Linked DNA regions of Homo sapiens: all the other regions are linked to region 1. Evidence: read pairs that join two places in POLR2A ChIA-PET (ENCODE). Cell type or tissue: MCF 10A. All regions are shown on one strand. Region 1 holds the start of SYAP1 (synapse associated protein 1). Region 2 has its middle 15 kb from the start of TXLNG. Region 3 overlaps TXLNG (taxilin gamma).

The links. ChIA-PET counts read pairs that join two places held together with the same protein. Peaks named below come from ENCODE experiments on the same cell type or tissue, not always from the same donor. Only the 100,000 strongest peaks of a DNase experiment are listed, where the experiment ranks them.
Region 2: POLR2A ChIA-PET joins it to region 1 with 13 read pairs; 20 of 35 experiments call an interaction of 5 or more read pairs at or near these places.
Region 3: POLR2A ChIA-PET joins it to region 1 with 11 read pairs; 6 of 35 experiments call an interaction of 5 or more read pairs at or near these places.

The regions. Positions count from the first base shown.
Region 1 is chrX:16,718,465-16,720,964 of GRCh38, reverse strand. SYAP1 (synapse associated protein 1) reads right to left here and starts at 1,353. Exons shown (of 9, transcript NM_032796.4): 1 at 1,066-1,353. The coding sequence starts at 1,240. RefSeq lists an enhancer at 1,484-1,543. In MCF 10A, no CTCF peak of the experiment used is centred here; a DNase peak (open chromatin) is centred at 1,384.
Region 2 is chrX:16,770,680-16,773,179 of GRCh38, reverse strand. No RefSeq gene overlaps it. Among named protein-coding and RNA genes, the nearest start is that of TXLNG, 15 kb to the left of the region's middle. RefSeq lists enhancers at 651-1,176, 1,177-1,702. In MCF 10A, no CTCF peak of the experiment used is centred here; DNase peaks (open chromatin) are centred at 1,179 and 1,359.
Region 3 is chrX:16,806,748-16,809,247 of GRCh38, reverse strand. The region is part of intron 1 of TXLNG (taxilin gamma); the gene reads right to left. Among named protein-coding and RNA genes, the nearest start is that of TXLNG, 22 kb to the right of the region's middle. In MCF 10A, a CTCF peak has its summit at 1,548; a DNase peak (open chromatin) is centred at 1,097.

The DNA of each region.
Region 1 (2,500 bases):
CTCAGCTCACTGCAACTTCCACCTCCCCAGTTCAAGCGATTCTCCTGCCTCAGCCTCCTGAGTAGCTGGGATTACAGGTGCCCGCCACCACGCCCGGCTATTTTTTGTATTTTTAGTAGAGACGGGGTTACATCGTGTTGGCCAGGCTGGTCTCGAACTGCTGACCTCATGATCCGCCCACCTCAGCCTCTCAAAGTGCTGGGATTACAGGCCTGAGCCACCATATCCGGCCTCAAAGATGCTTTCTGTGATCACTGAAGCCCACCATGGTCTCTCCAGAAATGAGAATTACTACAGCATGTGTTTACTCCACGTCTATTATCACCTGTCCCCCAACCCCTGTAGACTGTAAACTTGGAAAGAGCACGGGCTTTAAAATGAGAAAGATCGAAGCTCAAATTCCACTTCTACCACTCACTATCAGTATAACTTTGGCCCAATAACTCTGGGCTTGTTCCCCCAACTCACTGGGGGTGTTTAACAGATGAAATGGGATATCTTTCATAAAACATCTAGTACTGCAACTTGCGTATAGCAGACAGTTGGCATTTTCTCTCCCTCCTTAAGGAAAAAGGTCTCTGTACCTAAAAAGCATTTGACCGGGGCAGACATTGACATTCAGTAACTGTCAGTTTACTTCAGACAACACGTTCTGACCTAGGGGCAAAAAATTATTTTTTCAACCAATTCAAGCTCGCCAACTATCCCCGATCTGGGGGGTGTAAATGAAGGTTTTCGAGTTGAACAAAAAAGATTCCTTGTCAAACCTGAAGACGTCGGGTCACACTGCTTGACTGCATACCTGATTCCAATGTCTGCAAACTTTGTAGACTTGTCACCAGGAACTTCAGGGACAGGACCTGACTGCTAGATGAAGCTCTGGCCTCGTCCAGATCCTCACCAATCTCTCCCGACCCGGAGAGGACTGACCGACAGACACATCTTCCTCCCCTGCCTCCCACCTCGGCCCCCTCATCCCCCAGCCAGTCGGGCCCGCGCCCCAGGGCCGTCCCAGAGGAGGAATGCGCCCCCCCCTTCCCGGTCCCAGAGCCAGGGTAGACTCACTGCCGAAGTCTTTGGCCTGGTGGAGGAGCTCCTGGTCTCCCGCTTGCTGCAGCTCCTCCTCCGCAGACTCAGCCACCGTCTCGGACGGCTGCTCGGGTGGAGCATCTCCATTGGGCTGCCCACCGCCTGCCACCGGCTGCTGCAAGCCCAACCAACTGCTCAAGCCCCGGAACATCCCGCTCGCGGGCCGCCGCCGCGGTCCCGATCCCCAGAGACCGCAGCGAGCACTGGTTGCCTTTGACTCCACTCTGCGCGACTCCCAGGGAGATGTCCGGAAGTCGGAGGAACACCGCAGCCGCCGCAGCCCCGCCTCTATGACGACTCCGCCGCGGCCGCGCAAGCGTCACTTCCGTCCAAAGGCTCCGCCCCTGGTGACGTCAGTTGTGACAACTGTTTTGTGCGCGTGGATAGGGGACAAAGAGCTTTCCCAGCGTAGCCCTGCCTTCCCTCTTTTCCTCATTCGCCAGCTTTGTAGGTGACTGACCTAGTAGGCATGTGGACGGTGTCTTTGTCACAGTCCTAGCCAGTCCCATTTTAAGATTGCCTCTAGGCAGCTTGGCTGGTGACTTAGTCTCGCCTTTTCAGGTCCCGCAGGGCTGCGTTCCCGCAGAATTGGATGTCTTTAGCCTCCTCCTGAGCCCAATTCAAAACTAACCCAAAGCCGCCAAGCCCAACAGGGAATAAGAGGACAGAATAAGGTGTTAAACAACACAATGGGATGCTGTCAGCAGAATCTAGACTATGAGAAGCCACAGGACAGACAACCTTGTTTCTTCAAATAAATTGCAAGGAAGAGAGGAGTGTGGTGGGGAACCTATAGATTAAAAAAGACTTAAGAGATGTAACACATGGCCCCTTGTGCATTTTATTAGGATCCTAATTCAGCAAACACATTGAAAAAAATAGTATGATACTTATTATAAGAACTGGAAATTTGGACACTGGGTAGTTGATAAAATTAAGGAATTGTGAAATTACAAAATTTTAATTGTGGTAAAATACACAAAATTTACCATCTTAATATGATTTACCATCTTAACCGTTTCTAAGTGTACAATTCAGTACTGTTAAGTACATTTACATTGTTGAGCAATCAATCTTCAGAACTCTTCATCTTGCAATTAAAAGAATGAAAAATAGTCCGAGTGCGGTGGCTCACGCCTGTAATCCCAGCACTTTGGAAGGCCGAGGCGGGAGGATCACAAGGTCAGGAGTTCGAGACCATCCTGGCTAACACGGTGAAACCCCGTCTCTACTGAAAATAGAAAAAAATTAGCCGGGCGTGGTGGCGGGCGCCTGTAGTCCCAGCTACTAGGGAGGCTGAGGCAGGAGAATGGCGTGAACTCGGGAGGCAGAGGTTGCAGAGTCCATTCTCAAAAAAAAAAAAAAAAGAAAAAAGAAAAATAGAACTTCATCTTGCAAAACTGAAACTACC
Region 2 (2,500 bases), 52 kb before region 1:
TTCCACAGGTAAATAACAAAAGGATTGTAAACTACTCCCTTTGCAAATCCACCCCACCCCCACCCCACCTTTCTGTGCGGCAGATGGAAAATTGAAAGCATTTCTGATTGGTTGCCTTCTTTTCTTTCTTTCTTTTTTTTTTTTTTTTTTTTTTAGGGGGGTGGGGAAGTTGTCTACCTCTGTGGCCCAGGCTGGAGTGCAGTGGCACGATCTTGGCTCACTGCAATCTCTGCCTCCCAGGTTCAGGCGATTTTTGTGCCTCAGCCTCTCAAGTAGCTGGAATTACAGGCACGTGCCACCACGCCCAGCTAAATTTTTTATTTTTAGTAGAGATAATTCCTCATGTTGGCCAGACTGGTCTCAAACTCCTGACCTCAGGTGATCCACCCGCCTTGGCCTCCCAAAGTGCCGGGGTTCCAGGCGTGAACCACCACGCCCAGCCTGATTGGTTGCTTTCTGTAGCCAATCAGACGTTTGCATAGGAGTGAGTGTAACTTTGTAACTACACTTCATCCTCTGATTGGTTGCTTTCCACAACCAAACAGACTGATTGCAGGCCGCTATTTCATTTACATAGGGTGTACACCATGTAACCAATGGGAAACCCCTAGAGGGTATTTAAATTCCAGAAAATTCTGGGGCTCTTGAGCCCCTGTACTAGGCCTGCTCCAGCCTTGTGGAATGTACTTTTGTTTTCAGTAAATCTCTGCTTTTGTTGCTTCATTCTTTCCTTGCTTTGTGCGTTTTGTCCAATTCTTTGTTCAAAACGCCAAGAACGTGGACACCCTCCACCGGTAACACAAAAGCATGCCCAACACACACATACACGGGCATTTTTGGAAGAAAAAGTGTAATCGTATTAAATATTTTTGTAAATTGCCTTTTATATTTCATTTAACATTATATTGTGAACCTTCTCTTATGTCAAATGTAGCGCTTGGACGTCATTTTTGAAAGCATTCAAGAAATCCTTTATCCAAAAGAAATCACAGTCAGGGCATCGGTGAACAAAACAAATTGGTTGAGTTTCCCGGGTGGACTCTGGACTGGGCCTTTTCCCTACCTTGCAGGCTGCAGCCATGCTTGGGAGCTACGGCATTAATCTATAGGGCAATGACTCAGCTTCATTTGCATAACCATGGTGCACTGCATGCAATATATTTACAAGTTAAAAGCCGTAGGTGTCCTTTAAACCTGCTGTTTTGAAGAATGATACTTTTCCTTACACATTCGCCTGAAAGAAGTGCTGTATGTATTTGAGCTGGGCTTAATTTCACCCTCAGTGTACCAGAGGTGGCTGTTACCTGGCAACTGCCTTTCCAAGCTTGCTGTTGTTTTTTCTTGTTTTTAGATTAATAGAGTTAGTCGTTTTTTTTTTTTTTTTAATTCTGTTACTATTTTATGAGACAGGATCTTGTTCTGCTACCTACACTGCATTGTAGTGGTACAAATATGGCTCGCTGTAGCCTCGGCCTCCTGGGCTTAGACCACCCTCTTGCCACAATGGTAAATGCCCAGCTAGTTTTTTATTTTTACATTTTAATTATTTGTTTTTTTTTATTTGTTTTTTTTTGAGACAGCGTCTCACTTTGTTGGTCAGGCTGGTCTCAAATTCCTCGGCTCAAGTGATCCTCCCACAGCGGGGATACAAGCATGAGCCACTGTGCCTGGCTTTCCCTTTTATTAAAGATTTAAGCAAAAATAAAACTAAGTAGAGTTTGTTGGGGGTTTTTTGTTTGTTTTTTGAGACAGTCTTTGTTGGGTTTTTGTTTGTTTGTTTGTTTTTTAAGACAGTTGCCCAGTCGCCCAGGCTGGAGTACAGTGGTGCAATCACAGCTCACTGCAACCTTGACCTCCCAGGCTCAAGTGATCCTCCCATCTCAGCCTCCCGAGTAGCTAGGACTACAAGTGCATGCCACCATACCTGGTGAATTTTTTGTATTTTTATTAGAGATGGGGTCTCACTATGTTGCTCAGGCTGGTATAGAACTCCTGGGCTCAAGGGATCTGCTAGCCTTGGCCTCCCAAGGTGCTGGGATTATAGGCATGAGCCACCAGGCCCAGTGAGTAGAGTTTTAACTGGGTGTTTTATTGAGGTGTGTAATGTTGGGACCTGTCTTCTCCTTGTTTTATGTAGCTGTAGTTTCTTGATTTCTCTTATGCTATGTAATATCTGACTTTTATGGTAGCTGTTTCTTTTAGTTCTACTACATATGTAGTATAGTTGTACCTGTATTTGGAGTTTACGTAGGTCTTCTCTCCAATCTTGCATTTTCTGTTTAACATTACATTTATGAGATTCATAGATTCACTCACAGCACTGTGCACAGCTGTTATTTTTTCGTGTTCTTGGCTCTTTGCTATGGTTATCACACTGTCATTATAATTCCATTCTACTGTTGATGCACATTTGGGTTGGGTGCAGCCTGAGGTCACTAGAACATCACTTTTATTGACAGTCGTGCATGTGCCACCTACTAGCACATGCCATATGATGTTT
Region 3 (2,500 bases), 88 kb before region 1:
CTTAACCACCAAGGAGTCCAGTCGGGGAAGGGACTGACTGGGAACCAGCAGCACAAGGGAACCTCTAGGGTGTTGGTAATGCTCTGTATCTTGATGGGGATTTCAGTTACAGAGCTGCATGCATTTGCTAAAACTTAGCACATAATGTACTTCTGATGGCTTCATGGGTGAAGGGACAGATAAATGGATAACTGAAAAAGCAACCAGAGTAAAATGTCAAAGGTAAAATCTAGGTGGTGGCAAAATTGATGTTTAGTATAAACTTTGCAGTAGCTTTGAAATTTTTCATAAGATGTTGGAGGGAGAAAACATCAAGTCACATATGCTTTGATCCAGCAAATTCATTTCTTACCAGTTTTTCCTACACATATACCAGTGCATTTGTGAATGACATAATACATAAGGTTATTTATGCAGCATTATTTATGGTAGCAAAAATTCAGAAATATCCTAAATATCAATAAATAATAGACCGGATGAATAAACTGCTGTACATCCATCCAATTGAGTACCATACTGTTAAAAAAAAGAATAAGGTGGTTATATAATTACTGGTAAGGACACGTTAATAAGGGAAAAAGCAAAATACCCTGTAGCACATACCATATGCCATGATATGAGGCTTGAGGAGGTATAAATGTATGAGCAGAGTAGTATATCCAATCTCTGGCCGGACACAAAGAAACATTACTGGAGACAAACTGGGTGAGTGGGGACAAGACTTTCACAGCAGGCGTGTTTTCACCTTTTAAGTTAGGTGCCATGAGTTACCTTTACAAGAGCTTTAACATGTTTTTTAACAGCAAAATGAAGAGCTCTAATATAGTGCCTTATTTGGAAAAACAAAAGGGGAGGAAATATTTATTTAAATTCCAATCTCAAATGAAAATGAAACCAACACTGAGTAGTTTCCAGATGGATTTCTATTAGAACCCTTCCCTGCAGAAAATCAAGACACAAAAGCTATGACATCTGCATCTTGTGAGCAGCATGTGTACCTTTTAGAGAAGCACAACACTGTGCTACAAGTGTTTGTTTACAAGAGCCTTAAACACGAATAATCCCTCACCCTAGCCACTCCCCTCCGGTCAAAGGATATATTTCGCAATCTTCCTTCCACTGTCTCAATACTTGGAGCTAAGAGGACTCACTAACTGACCAAGAGATGCCTTCAAAATGGGAGGTCACCAGTTTATCAATAATAAATGACAGGAGCAAAGAACAACTATCATAGAAATTTTTGCAAATGAACATGAGGAAGTACTCTGCATTCATCAACTACTTGTAATAGCTTTTTGGATCAAAACATTCAAAACTAAGAACATGGAAATTAAAACCAGAAGGAAAAAAAAATTTTTAGGTTTCTTTCCCTTCTACCAACACCCACATTCACTTCCTAATTATTTCAACTACTGCTTGCTCACATGAGCTCAAACACCTTTGACCAGGGCCAGGCATATGCAGAGGACACAAATTACCCAGTCCTTGCCAGCAAGAGCTAGAGTGGACCTTCAGAGGGAGCAGTTGGGAAAAGTTGTGTGTATTTCTGCATTTTCCTAGACAGACATCCTTAGCTTGCCTCAGATTCCCAGTCTAGGAGGAACTTATCAAATAAGTAAAGGGAACCTTTAGCACCTCAGGCTGACACTGTGTGAGGTATTCTCAAAGTGACCCCATTTAACCTTCCCTGCCTCACTGAGATACAGGCCTTATTGTTCCCAGGTACAGAAAATGAGACTTGACGAGATTAAGTAACTCGCTCAAAATCATATTAAAATCAGTAAAAGGGGCTGGGAAAATTCAAAACCAGGTCCACCAAACTCAAGAGTCAATGTTCTCTCTATTACACTGTTTCCCTCACTTTATAAATCAGCTTTGGAAAATGCAAGTTCAAAGTCAAACAGATCTCTGACGCAGTTACAAAATAAATCTAAATTAAATGTCTAAAAATACACAGCACACTAGAAATACCAATATGCATTCAGAAAACATCATGAAAGATACGTAGAATTTTTAGCAGGGATTAACTCTGGGATTTAGGGAGGTAAGACATGTCTAATTTGGGGGTAGGGACAGCTTCAAATAATTTGAAGTGATTATTTAAGGAATTGGAGTTAGTTTGTTGTTTTTTAATTTTGTGGTTTGTTTTTGTTTTGTTTGTTTTAAGACAGAGTCTCGCTCCATCACCCAGGCTGGAGTGCAGTGGCCCTATCTCAGCTCACTGCAACCTCCACCTCCCGGGTTCAAGCGATTCTCCTGCCTCGGCCTCCTGAGTAGTTGGGACTACAGGCGTGTGCCACCACGCCTAATTTTTTTTTTTTTTTTTTTTTTGAGACAGAGTCTCGCTCTGTCCCCCAGGATGGAGTGCAGTGGCACGACCTCGGCTCACTGCAACCTCCGCCTCCCGAGTTCAAGCAATTCTCCTGCCTCAGCCTCCCGAGTAGCTGGGACTACAGGCGCGCACCACCACATCCAGCTAATTTTTTGTATTTTTAGTAGA